Linked DNA regions of Homo sapiens: region 1 is linked to region 2. The links are chromatin contacts, found by Hi-C or POLR2A ChIA-PET in ENCODE. All regions are on one chromosome and are shown on one strand. The core of a region is the stretch at or near the end of the contact, and the rest is flanking DNA. Distances in the headings are between cores, read along the strand shown.

What was found. A loop is a pair of places that touch in the nucleus more often than their neighbours do. ChIA-PET counts read pairs that join two places held with the same protein, here RNA polymerase II (POLR2A). Pooled maps may share reads with other maps.
Region 1: a loop to region 2 is called in a map of PC-9, with 2.9 times the contacts of the local background. The contact joins two enhancer-like sites. A Hi-C loop is called at or near these places in 1 of 168 maps with a recorded cell type or tissue (PC-9) and 5 of 50 pooled maps. POLR2A ChIA-PET finds 5 or more read pairs at or near these places in 5 of 52 experiments (activated CD4-positive, alpha-beta T cell, activated T-cell and activated naive CD4-positive, alpha-beta T cell).

The regions. Positions count from the first base shown.
Region 1 is chr21:34,964,177-34,971,453 of GRCh38, forward strand. The region is part of intron 2 of RUNX1 (RUNX family transcription factor 1); the gene reads right to left. Among named protein-coding and RNA genes, the nearest start is that of RUNX1-IT1, 72 kb to the right of the region's middle. Within about 2 kb of position 3,440, at least 5 of the 41 ENCODE cell types and tissues checked have a DNase peak (open chromatin) inside an H3K27ac peak, as active enhancers do; they include PC-9, where a contact is called at or near this core.
Region 2 is chr21:35,135,459-35,141,969 of GRCh38, forward strand. No RefSeq gene overlaps it. Among named protein-coding and RNA genes, the nearest start is that of RUNX1, 89 kb to the left of the region's middle. Within about 2 kb of position 3,338, at least 5 of the 41 ENCODE cell types and tissues checked have a DNase peak (open chromatin) inside an H3K27ac peak, as active enhancers do; they include PC-9, where a contact is called at or near this core.

The DNA of each region.
Region 1 (7,277 bases), core at 2,190-4,689, 170 kb before region 2:
CATGGAAGCTGAACTCAAGAAGTTCAGATGGGACGGGCACGGTGGCTCACGCCTGTAATTCCAGCACTATGGGAGGCCGAGGTGAGCAGATTACTAGGTCAGGAGATCGAGACCATCCTGGCTAACATGGTGAAACCCCATCTCTACTAAAAATACAAAAAATTAGCCAGGCATGGTGGCACACGCCTGTAGTCCCAGCTACTCGGGAGGCTGAGGCAGGAGAACCGCTTGAACCCGGGAGGCAGAGGTTGCAGTGAGCCGAGATTGCACCACTGCACTCCAGCCTGAGCGACAGAGCGAGACTCCATCTCAAAAAAAAAAAAAAAAGAAAAGAAAAGAAGTTCAGATGACAAAGGAAGGTTGTGTGCTTTTTGGCATGAAAGGACATTTTGGTACTAATCTAGAATTACAGACACGCCCTATGCCTTCATGTTGAAGAAGTACAAAGTTGAGGGAGGCAGAGGTGAGGAATCAGCCTTGTAGGTGGTGATGTCTCAGAGAGGAGCAAAGAGTAAGGAAAAGTAGTATGATGGTTTCTGATCCAGTGTCTGCCACAAACCAGCTTTGTGACCAGGTGAATTATGTCCTCTGGGCCTCAGCTTCCTCACCTGCGCATTGAATGCAAAATACCTATGATCTCTTCTGACTTGCCCTGAGGGCATGATGGCTGGCTAGACAAGCACCAACACCCACAATGCTCTCAGCACACACGTACACACAGGCTCACACTCACACGCATGCACACTTATGCTTGCACCTATGTGCTTGTACACATGCATGTACTCATTCACACACGCACCCTACCACACACAAGCACACTCACATACGTGCACACACCAATGTAGGCAGGGATGTGAATACACACACATGCTCACACACAGCCTTCCATGCACATGCTACATCCACACATACATGCTCATGCACACGCACATACACTCCTTTCCATGCACTTTCACACAAGTGCACAGTCCCCCACAACATGCACACTCTCACATATGCACACATACTCATATGCTCCCGCACGTGCACACACACAGCCTCACACACATGCCAACACACTGCCATGCACATCCACACATCTACACACACAGATCTGAGTGCCCTATAATCCACACTTTATTTCCAAATTTTCAGAAAGCAGTAACAGACCAGTCAGGAAAGGAAAATAAAAATCATCTGGAGCGTTTTTATGCAATCCTGATGATCTCGCAGCCTCGGGTTTAGTCTCTTTTTCCACTGCGTAGGGCCAGATACTTCCGTTTTTACATAGGTACCTCTTTTAGGGAGACAAAGCATTAAGAGCAATGAGCCAAGAGAAGAATTTGAAACAAAAGAAAAAAACACGAAAAAGAAAAAAAGAGAAAAAAAGCTTTTCCCATTCATGGCAAAAAAATAAAAAGGATGTTTGGAGTGTTCATGCAGGATATTTGTATAAAGAACTGCATGTCCTTGTTTACTTTCTGTGGAGCCCCATTTCCTCCCTAGAATTCCTGGTGGTCATACTCACCAGTTATGGGACTCTCGAGATGAAAATCTGTGACACAGAGCACACACACACACACCCAGGCAGGGGAGTCCTGTGAAGCTGGATGCTCTGAAATCTAGGGCATTTCCGAATCAAGTATCTACCTCCTTGTGCCTTGCCATTCTCTGACCTGGCCCCAGAGCTGCAAAGAGAAGCTGAGGAGGACATTGCTAAGGGTCACACCTGGTGACACCTGTGTGGCCTGTGGTTAACAGTTTGGGAAAGTAAGCATCCTCACTGCTGCATGCCAGGACAGGGATGGCTATGTGCCAGCCACATCCCAGGGCGGTCTCGATGGAGCAGTCCCCTCCTGTGGGTCTCTGATGTCCCCAGGAGAAAGGCACATTGGTGAGGTCTCACATTCAGTTACATAGTGCTCTTGCATTTCTTACCCCACTTCATCTGCACACTTCTATACATTAGATAGAGCCCTGTTTTACAGATCAGAAAACTGAGGCTGAGAGTGGTTAATTTGCCCAAGATCACAAGGCAAGAAAGTAGTGGAGCTTAAATTTGGATTTTCATTATCTAAGTCCAAACGTTGTTCTTTACCTTGCATCATGAATAATAATTAAAATAATAATAAATGATAAGCAAACATTTTTCAAGGGTTTACTAAGTGCCTCACGCCACTTTAAGTGCATTCTATGGATCAATTTATTTAACCTTACAATGCTATGAGGTGGATACTTTTATTATCCCCAGTTAGCAGATGTGGAAATCAAGCTCCAAATGGTTAAGCCACTTGCCTAAAGCCACATGGCCAATGAAGGGAGAAGAAGATGCTTTGGTTTACTGCCCTGCTGTCCAGAGGAAGGCGTGAGGTAGCCCCCAACCCACACCCCCTCATTGACTGCTTTCAATGTACAACACCATAAGTATCTCACTCTGTCATGGACATTCAGAGAAGGCTTCACCCCACCAATCAATGACAACTTACTTTTTCCCCAAGGATCAGATAATTGATCTGATTATGCGTTTGCTGCAAATGGAAATTAACATCATTTGCCCTTCTATTTATTTTTGCTTTTCCCACTGAAAATGCTATTATGGTTATATACGCCATAAAAGAATTGTAGTAATGTTGTATCTACATTAATTTCCACCCAAGAGTTTTCGATTTTCACTTTTTATGGTGATGGAGGCTACAAACGAGAGAACTGCAGTGGCTGTAAATCGTTCTCTTCATGAAAATGTGCCAGATGAGGTGAAGGAAGGAGAGCGCAGGGGTCCTAAGAGTAAGGGCATATTTAAAAAATAAAAAGGTTATTCATGCAATTATCCAATTTCTTCAGTAAGTGGAAAAAAATCTTAGGGATGTAATGAAAACACATTCACAAACGTGTTTTTAAGAATAGTATTTTCCCAGGCCGGGCGCGGCGGCCAAGGCGAGTGGATCATGAAGTCAGGAGATCGAGACCAGCCTGGCCAACATAGTGAAACCCTATCTCTACTAAAAATACAAAAAATTAGCCAGGCATGGTGGCAGGCGCCTGTAATCACAGCTACTTGGGAGGCTGAGGGAGGAGAATCGCTTGAAACTGGGAGGTGGAGGTTGCAGTGAGCCAAAATCGCATCATTGCACTCCAGCCCAGGCGACAGTGTGAGACTCGGTCTCAAAAAAAAAAAAAAAAAAAAAAAAAAAAAAAAAGAAGAATAGCGTTTTCCCATTGAGCTTTCGTCTGGACTGATGGAATCATGGATGGACCCCTCACCAGGCCACCGAGACTCAACTGTGCCACGTCAGTGTCACGGGGGAGGCTGAACTTCGCCATCCAGCCCTGAACACAGGATCTCAGTGTTGTCTCAAATCAGCCCTTTTGCAGGCATGCACAGGGTGTCTAAGAGTCTGGTGTTAAGTTGAAAAGGTCTAATGTAGTGTTTTAAAGAGAAAAGGATTCTCCAGCCCCATAGTGGTGAGAAGTGACACAGAGTCACATTACATAAAATGACGAGGCCTGAGGTGATTGTGACAGTGAGGGTGACTCATTAATCCCAACACTGGGATCCTCTGAGCTCTCCCTAGCAGGGTCTCAAATGTTTGAGTGAAAGACTGCAGCTAGAAGACTGACAAAACCACACTGAACTCACTAGGGCAACTGCCTTTATTTCCAAGGCAGCTTCCATCGAAGGGAGTGGCAATTCATATAATCACCAATTGCTGAAAGACATCTTTTCCACGTCAGATTGAAACCAGTTTTGCAGCCTCCTTAATGTAGGTGCTGTGGCTGAGGCAACTAGAGAAACAGTGGACGCCTCCCTGGCCCCACTTCCCAGTGCCTTAAAGTCTGAGAAAAACACTGATTGACATTTCCAGGCTGCTGTATTTCCCTCACCAGCCCCAAACGCCCGATCCAGCTTCCTGCAACTGTGGCAAGGGCGTGAATGTCCCCAGGAGGCAGGTTGCAGAGTTGTTTAGATCCAGGACTGCATCCCAGTTTGTCCATCTGTGTGTCTATGTCTGAGTGGGCGAGTTGCTTCTCAGCTCTCCGCAGGACTCTGGTGTTGCTTGTTGCTTTGGCCTGGGGCTGATTCCTCCAAAGCAATGTGTCTCTTCGCAGAGTCTCTTAGAGCTGCAAGGCAGTATGGGATCATCAGAGAGGATGCTAGGAAGCTTCAGAAATGGAGGTCCTGGTAGAAAGGGTCCTTTGGCGTGGCCTCTGAAGAGTCCAAATGTGGGACAAGACCCTCCGAAAGCGGTGGCCTGGGGAGCCACAGGTGGGGCAGCCAGCACGGAAGAGGGTGGCTTTGCTACCATTGGGAAAACTTATCCTCCACATCCTCATGAGGCAAACACCTTTCCTACCTTACCGCTCCTCAGTGGCCTCCCTGTTGCCTTCTTATTCAAGACTAAGACCCTCTAGAATGTTCTTTATCCTGAGTCCAGCTGATTGTCTATACTAATATCAGTACGGGGTGTAGATGAGGACAACCAGTGTGCCTGGCTGCCAGGCACCCCCTCCCCAAACCCCAGGAGTTTCTGGAACATTCCAACTCTGCTTGAGGGTATCCATGCAGCATCTACTACTGTGAGCAGGTGGTCTGATCTGTGGAAAACTTCTATGATTCACCTGAGGGTAACTGCCCTTTGTGATTTGAAAGAATGATGCTAACAGAAAGTGTTGTCATTTCTGAACTTTTCTGAACTCTGCAGCGAGTGCCAAATTCATGTATTTTAGGAGACCTACGTGGTTCTACATGTAGCTAAAACAATTCAGTAACCCCGCCGGCAATTCTGCAATAGTTCTTGGAGTGATGAAATCAAGAAGGAAGAGTTCTGCCTCCCCATTTAGAAACTGTTGAGCAGAAAGGTATAAGTCAGGCTTTTCCTATTACAGGTCTCCTTCAGTGTGAAGAGGAAGTTCAGTTTTCATTTATCTCTTGCGCCCTTTGAAGTACAGGCCTCTGTCTGCTTAATGGCCCAAACCGGGGCGACTACGATGAATTCCTTTTACATCAAACACAACCCTGTCTGAAAAGGCAGTAATATTTCTCAACATGTAAACCTGCCACGACTTTGGTGTTTGCAAGCTGAAGATGGTTACCCAGTGTGGTTGCTAATGGAGCAAAAATGCGCATAGAGCAGGGAGCAGGTGGAGGTGACTGGGGACCCTCTGACAGGTTGTCTAGCCACAAACCCATCTCTTCTAATCCATTCTACTCACAGGGCAGGCTGTCTCCTGCAGGGGCCAACAGAGAAAAAAAAAACACAGAAAATGGGGATGGGAGAAAGAGAGGACAAGAAAGGAAGAAAAGATGAAACGTGGAGAAATAGCAAAAGGAAATGAAAAGAACTTTATTGCTCAGTTTCTTCTGCCTGACCCAATTATCAGATTTTGCATTTAAGTTTAAGACAGTAGATCAAACAGCGAGAGGCACTTTGTACTTCTGCCAGGAGACCATATGATATCTCTCAGTGACTCTCCTGCATGCCAGGAACACGGACCCATGCCTCTTAGCTGGGTCTGCATATGGTGCAATGCATAAAAAAAAAACAGCAAAATTCATAAATGACTGCACTCGTGGGTGATGTCCAGGATTTACAGCGCTTTATCAGTTAAAGCAAAAAAAAAACAAAGGCCAGGCAGAATCTAATTATAACTTTCCACAAATAAGTCAAAAGTGGAATGAGAACTGAAAGAAAGACAAAAGACTGGTGTCACGCTTACTTTGCAAAATTGATCATCTTGAGGATTGTTTTATGTGGGATACAGAACATTTTACAAGGTATGGATCATATCTGTTCTGGGGATTTTGACATTTCTTGCAGTGACCATGTGCAGCCTCCATAGATGTGAAGGGCTGGATGGCAGACGTTCATGTCTTCCTTCTCCAAGCTATGGCTTGCCTCCAGAGATAATTACTTTATGAACACACTTGTTATGCATTGAGATAATTTATGTGGGCTACGGTATTTAACACTTTTTCATGCCTTCAGATAAGACTTTGTGCAGCTAAATGAAATAGATGCTTTAGAAAGGTCTCTTTTCACTTCCCAGAATCATGGCAACATCAGGAAAAGGAACCTTTCACTTCAAGGCTGGGGGTATGTCAGGAGACGTGGTGGAGAGATATTCTACTCATCACAGCAGTTAGTTTTGGAAGCACCACAGATGACTCCAACACCATTAAGGGTGGCGAAATCAGGTTGGCAATAGCAGCACTTACTTTTCCAAATTAAATCAGTTCATATGCTTTGCAGATTGTTCAAATTCAGCCCTTTTCCTGGGAGAAGACAGATGTGGCAGAAGAACAGGGGCACTGCTGTTTTATTCTGATCCTGGATGGCTGGGGTTTTAAGATTGGCCTTTGCCCTCAAAAGTCACCTTCAGCCTTCAGAAAAATCCTTCAGTGTTTTTTCAGCCCTCCACTTCCCTTCACCCTTTACATTTTACCTCACTGGGCTCCTACGTTGGTCAGAGGTCGTGTTCCACTTTGGTGCACTCTTAATGTGTGCATATTATTCTTTACATCTGCAAACTCATTTAATCCCCACACTAACCTTGTGAGGCAGGCACCATGGTTGTGTTCTTGTATGGACTATGATGGACCCACTGCACACTGATGAAAACCATGGCCTTATGTAGCAAGAGGTTAACAGTTGGTCAATCTGGGTGAAGAGTATACAGCCATTCTTTGTATTACTCTCGCAACTTTCCTGTACGTTCAAATTATTTCAAAATTAAAAGAAAAAAAAAGGTCTCCAGAGCTAGATAAGTTTGGATTGCAGTAATGGCTCAACTACTTACTAGCTGTTTGTAAACTAAGGGTTTTATATCTATCGCCCATTTGATCCTCATAAACTTATAAGGTTATGTTGGTATATAGTTTATGTAGGTATTATACATTTATTTCAGCTGTGTCCATGAGGAAACTGAGGCTCAGGGAGGTCGAAGAATGTGTCCAAAATGCCTGGGATTATGTATACTATGCTGTGCTTATCTACAGTTTGAATTGACTTATTAGTATTAGGCTCCTAGAGCTATGAAGAAATACAGTGTTAGATCAGTTCTTTTTTATCAAAGAAGATTTTATGAGGACACACAGTAGCTGCCAATGAAGACTCTGATCTTAAAAGATATAGCATGTAACTTAAAATTTCTTAACTTCCCTTAATTGATTTCTAAATAATAGATTGATAAGGAGAATCCTGGGAAAGGCCAAACATTGAGAATTTTGTTAATATTAATTCTTCCTTATAATCACTCTAAAGAATGATAATTCTTTTGCTTTATCTTAAGAAGGTACTTTA
Region 2 (6,511 bases), core at 2,088-4,587:
CTATTCAGGCAGAGAACAACCTTTGAAGTTAAGGGAAACTGTGCTATCAAGCCAAACGTGAAATAAAATCAGAAGGGGACCCCTAATGCATTATGGAATACAACGCAGAATTTGGCCGAAGGTGATGCTAATTTTCTGCTCTTGTCAATGAAAAACAGACGCCAGGACGACTTGCTTGCATTCATCTGAATCCACATGGCAGCGTCAGAAAGCTGGTGAGCCTGGTGGGCCGGGGGGAGCTGTGGTCTGGGGCAAGGGCTGGTTCCTTTGTTTTCATTGGCATGGCTTATGGAAAAGTCAGAGAAAATGAATTTCAAATGATGGGTCAAAACTCAAGATTTGAAACACATTTCTTCCATCCTGTAGGTCTCATGGATCCATGGAAATAATTTTGATAACTTTAACTCCATTTCCAGTTGCAGGTATGTTGTCCATAGAGTTCCATTAAACAATATTTTTATTTCAGTCATTTACCATTCAATGAGTCTTTTAAATCCTGTAAAGTCGTGGAAAAAAGTTCAAATTGGCTATAAATGATTACACTAATTTTCTGTTTTCTTTCCATTTCTTTTCTGGTTTTCCTTTTAAAATTGCCCCTCTTGCCTGCAGCATATTTTGCATCAAAAAATGTATGGAGGATGGAAGACCCTTTTCACGCAGCAGCTGGGACAGAGTATTGCTCAGGCAACTTGTTCCCTCACACTAATTTTTGTCTGCATTGTAAAAATATTTTAAATGGTTTTGCATGCTGCATGAAAATGTGGAAATAACTTATACTGTTTGGTGGTAAAATGTAAGAAATTAGACAGATGCATGAATGCTCTTATGGGCAGAAGAGAAGCAGCTGCTTTCCAAAAACACTCTGAACTTTCAGAAAAGGGAACAGTCACTGATTCTAGAATCAGGAGGAAGAATACATAAATGTTATCTGCTGCTCCTTTTGGTTAATTTGGTTATGGAAGGCAGCTTCTGAAAAGGGTCACACGCACCGTATTTTGGCATAAAAAACAGAATCACAAGGAAGAGAAGTACCTCCCCCACCCCCACTTGGGCTGTGGGAGGACCCTCATCCATCAGCGTCTCTGGTACAGGGATAGCTGCTGGCTCAGTGGCTCTGGCCTTCATCCTGGGGTCCTGCTGCTGCCAGGGTGCTGTCTTCTCACCTTTTCAAAGACCCTCATCTCTACTGTCCCATATCCATCCCTGCTGACCAAAGCAAAACTAGGTTTTTCTTGCTTTTCCTGGGCTGAGCCTCTTATTGTTCCTAGACACAGCCAGCCTGGTGAGCACAGGCAAACTGGACATTGGAAGACCCAGCTGCACAAAGACTCCTTCCTGTGAGAGGCTTGGAGAAGACTTTGCTCTAGACACACAAGGGAGCCTGTGGGAAGGTGAGAGAGATATCCCTTCTCATTCCAAGCCTCTACCGGGAGGAAAGGTTGCTCCCAGAGTTGGGGTTGTGGAGCTGTTTATCAGGGTTGGGTCAGATGGAAAAACAGAGGACTGTATGTAACCTAAGGTGAAGTAAAGAATCTAAATATGCTCAGAGAAAGGCCTGGCCTTTTGCTCTCAGCTTCTGGGAAGTGATCTGTGCCTTTGGAATGTCATGTCTGATAGGAGTGGCTTTGTTTGCCTGCAGGCCTTGGACCAGCCAGATAGTGACAAGGTGATTTTGGGTGGGGCCTTGGGTCACATCAACAAGCCTTAGTGAAGATGGGGGCTTTAGGTCATGTGGTCTCAGCTTGGTCTGAGGGGCTGGGAACTGAGCCCAGTTACCTGGGCAGCCAGCCATGCCTAGGTGGTGATAAGACCCCAGCGGAGCCCCTGGATGCAAAGGCTCGGGTGGGTTTCCCTGCGTGGTGTGTTGTTGCACAGCATGCTGGAAAAGTGATGCTGTTGTTATTCACAGGGAGAGGACGATGGAAGCCCTGCCTTTGGTACTCTCTGGGTTCCGCTCTATGTGCTTCTTTCCTTAGCTGATGTTAGCTGCATTCTTCCCGGTAATAAACTGCAATCACCAGTGAATAGCTTTAGTGAGTCCTGTGCTCCTTCTAGTGACTTATTGACACTGAGTGTGTTTTTGAGAGCCCCCTGAACTTGAAATTGATGTCAGAAGTGAAGGTGGTTTTGTAGACACTGTGGCTCTAACTTTGCAGTTGGATAGAGGTGGCAGGAGTTCACCTGTATTTTTTTTTCCCCTAAAGTAGGGTCTAATTCACCCCCATCAAGAGGTGTATTCTAGAATTTGCACACGGACCCCTTTCTTTCTCATTTCTGTGCTTTTTAACAGAACCACTAACTCTTATACCCTCTCGGCCATACATTATCCACTCACATTATTTTCATTTGAATCACATACTCACGTTAGTAATTCCTTCTTACTTGTAGCTGATGAAGTTTGTTTGTTTATTTATTTATTTATTTATTTATTTATTTTAGGTTCTATTAACATTGACATACCAGGCCCCCAATACATGTGAGTTCTCATCTCTATTAGTTTTCTGGAGCTGCCATAACAAAGTACCACAAATTGGGTGACTTAAAATAACAGAAATTTATTGTCTCACAGTTCTGGAGGCTAGAAGTCAGAAATCAAGGTGTCGGAGGGCCATGCTCCCTCTGAAAACTGTAAAAGAGGCTTCTTCCTCATCTCTCTCATAGCTTCTGGTGGTTGCCAGTAGCAGTACTGGGCACTCCTTGACTTGTAGATGTATTATTCGAATTCTCTGTCTGCACATGGCCCTCTCCCTGTCTGCACAAGGCATTTTGTTTTTTTAAATAAGGACAACTATCACATTGGATTAGAGACCCACCTTACTCCAATGTGACTTCATCTTAACTCATTACACCTGCAATGGCCCTATTTCCAAATAAGGATACTTTCCATGAAACTGGGGGTTAGGACTTCTATACACATACACAGATGTGTGTGTGTGTGTGTGTGTGTGTGTGTGTGTATAGGAGGACATAATTGAGCCCATAACCCCATCCATTTCCCCTCATGAAAGATAAAGCTAAGTATGTGAGCTCCTGCGCCTCAGTTCCTTCCTCTGTGAAATGGGAAAGATTATATCACCACTTCCCATCCTGGGAAAGGATGAGAAGAGATACAGCCTCTACATGCACAGCACTGGGCACACAGTGCAGAAATAAGAGCTCATTGTCTCTGGGAGGACTGTTTCTAAGTAGGGTGTTTTCTAATGCATTTAAGTTCATTAAAAGCCAAGGTGTGCAACGACACTCCCCTCACCTGTGCTTTCTCGTCCTTCTGCCACCAGGTGCCAGGGGAGCCAAGAAGAGCAAAACCAAGGAGGCATTGTTTCCTCCAGAGCCTCATTCATCAACTCGCTCTGAACAGTTAGCACGCTCAGACAGTCATCTTCTGCACCTTGCCTTTCCCTGTGTCTTGACTGAGGGCTTATCTGAGAGCCTTTTGTTCAGGCTCATAATTATTCAGTGACTCAGGAGCCCACAAGCATTACCCACGGAGCCAGACAAGACCAGCAAGCTCTGAGGACCACCTGTTCCAAGTCATTTCCTGTGTGGGCGGCAACTTCACAGGGCTGAAAATACGAGTTACGGTAAAAATGTCTTCAACCCTGGCGCGCTGGATTGTTGAAACTCGATGGAATCTTGCTTGATTATGTTCAGGCCAGACACATTTCATTATCATTCTTTGCATATATATTAAAAACTCTAACCCCTTTACAAACAAATGTTCTCAAGGGGCAGACAGCACACCCTTGCCTCATGACATTGCTCTAATAGAGAAAACACCCCAGTGTTTCACCCATTAGGTCAGATCCACGAACACAGAGTGCAGTTGGGAAGGATGTGGGCAGTAATGAAGGTGGTGCTTTTTGCTCCTGTGGGTGCTATGGACAGGTGAGGGTTCAAGGATATTAACAACAAATTTTAAGCCATACCTTACACTACATTGGAGCTTAATCAAATTCTCTGTTCACAGTATGCCTAAATTGGCCAATGGAACGGAAAAAAAAAAAAAAAGCAACCCACCCCCAAGAGTTATTTATGTCATGTAGACAAAACCTGGGTTCGTTGACTGATTATTTCCACTCTCTAGTGATGGTCGTTGCATTTTCACTCTGAGTTGAATTGCTGCATTTTTCCATAAATATATCTGCTCCTCTGGAAGAAGCTTTGTTGCTTAGCCTTATTGCCCTTCACGTCTGCCTTTCTGACCTCATAGACTGTCAAGTTCTTAGTTGGTGACTAAAGTATAAAAGTAATTTCTTTCTCTCTTTTTTAAAATTATTAAAGCCACACATGCTCACTACAGAAAAGTTAGAATGTAGATATGTGTGAAGAAAAGAAAAATTAGCCATTAGGCCCACAATCTAGGGAAAACTCATTTTGGGCATTTGGATGGCTTTAATATGCATTCACTATTAAATGATGAATATGATATTATACATAGTATACTAATATATTATGATGATGGATCAGTGCTGATGTGTTTTAACATAAATGTATATGTTAGTAATGCTGCTGTTTTATCTTAACAGTTTTTCAAACTTGCATTGTTTTGCCCTTCAGCTAAAAGGGTAGGGAATTTGCTAGGGATATAAATTCATTAATCATAAAAATTATGTCATAACAGCCTGCACAGAAATCACAATAGGATGCAGGACATAGATTAGACTAGAGTTGAGATTCTTGCCCCAACCACAACTGTTCAGGCTTTGAAAAGAAAACAAATCTTTTTTTTTTTTTTTTTTTTTGAAATGGAGTCTCACTCTGTCACCCAGGCTGGAGTGCAGTGGTGCGATCTCGGCTCACTGCAAACTCCGCCTACCAGGTTCACGCCATTCTCCTGCCTCAGCCTCCCAAGTAGCTGGGACTACAGCGCCCACCACCACACCCAACTAATTTTTTTGTATTTTTTAGTAGAGATGGGGTTTCACCATATTAGCCAGGATGGTTTTGATCTCCTGACCTCATGATCTGCCTGCCTTGGCCTCCCAAAGTGCTGGGATTCCAGGCGTGAGCCACCGCGCCAGGCAGAAAACAAATCATTTTTAAGCACTGATTCTAAGTCAGCATTGCCCGGTTAAGCTCTTACATTTTCACCAGAAATCAACCCCCGAGACTTAGCAAGTTTGAGTGACCTGTTCCCAGTGGTGCTGTTCTGACGTGTCTGATGTCAGATCAGAAGCTCAGGCCTTCCAACCCAACGCATAAACTTTCTTTTGGTATAAGTATGTTCTTTGTATTGCTTATACTAAAATAATTATTTGTTGTTCATCTGAAATTCAAAGTGCATGGAGGTCCTGTATGTTATCTGGAATCTCAGTGGAATGAACTAGGGGTTTTATAATCAGCATTTGTCCCTACTGCTGAGGCTGTGGCATGTGAGCTGTTAAGTATTTTGACCGTATCCTTCTGCAAACACTGGACCATTTTGTCTTTCATGCAGCCGACTTATTTATGATCAAGGAGAACGGTATAGGGAAATAGACCCAAGTTCATATTACAGGAAGATTGTGTGACGTTACAGAAAGAAACATAACCACCTGGTTAAAACCTTAGCTGTGTGATCTTGTACTAGTTACTCAACCTCGCTGAGGCTGGGATTATGCAAAATGGGGCCAAGCACACCTGCTTCTCAGAGTTTTGGCCATAATGAATGAGGTAATGCATACTATCCCATAACGGGCTCTCAGCTGCAAAGGGAACTGTCTTATCTACACTTATAATTTAGTCAAGTCAACTAAAATGCTGACTGCTCCAGTCCCATACCTACCTCCCATACACCCCAGTGACTGAAGTCAAAGCCAGCATCACACACACCAATTTTTTTTTTTTTTTTTGACGGAATCTCACTCTGTTGCCCAGGCTGGAGTGCACTGGCGCGATCTTGGCTCACCGCAACCTCCGCCTCCTGGGTTCCAGCAATTCTCCTGCCTCAGCCTTCTGAGTAGCTAGGATTACAGGTGCCTGCTGCCACACCCATCTAATTTTTGTATTTTTAGTAGAGACGGGGTTTCACCATGTTGGCCAGGCTGGTCTTGAACTCCTGACCTCAAGTGATCTGCCAGCCTCGGCCTCCCAAAGTGCTGGGATTACAGGCGTCAGCCACCGCTCCTGGCCACAGGAGGCTCATCCCTGATGGCCTCACTCAGGGATGAGCCTTGGACTTTGACTGGCCCCAATAATTCACAGAGTCATGCCTTCATTTATTAAAAAATCCCTGGGGAATATACTGTCTTAGGATCTGGGGACATGAAATGTATTGTGCCTGGCCTCATGCTGCTTATGGTCTAGCAGGGTAGATGGGCATTAAGCAAATGCTTGTGAAGATAAGGATTTTAGCACAAGCTGAAATTAGTGTTATGAAGGCAAAGTACAGAGTGGTATGGGAAAGTAATGCAGGAGGAGGTGAGGTAGAACTGTGCTTTGTCATCCACACGAGCCCCGATTCCTCCTGTTCCCAACCAGGCGAACATGCTGTTCATGCAACGCCAACCAAAATTAATGGGGAAAGGGAGTC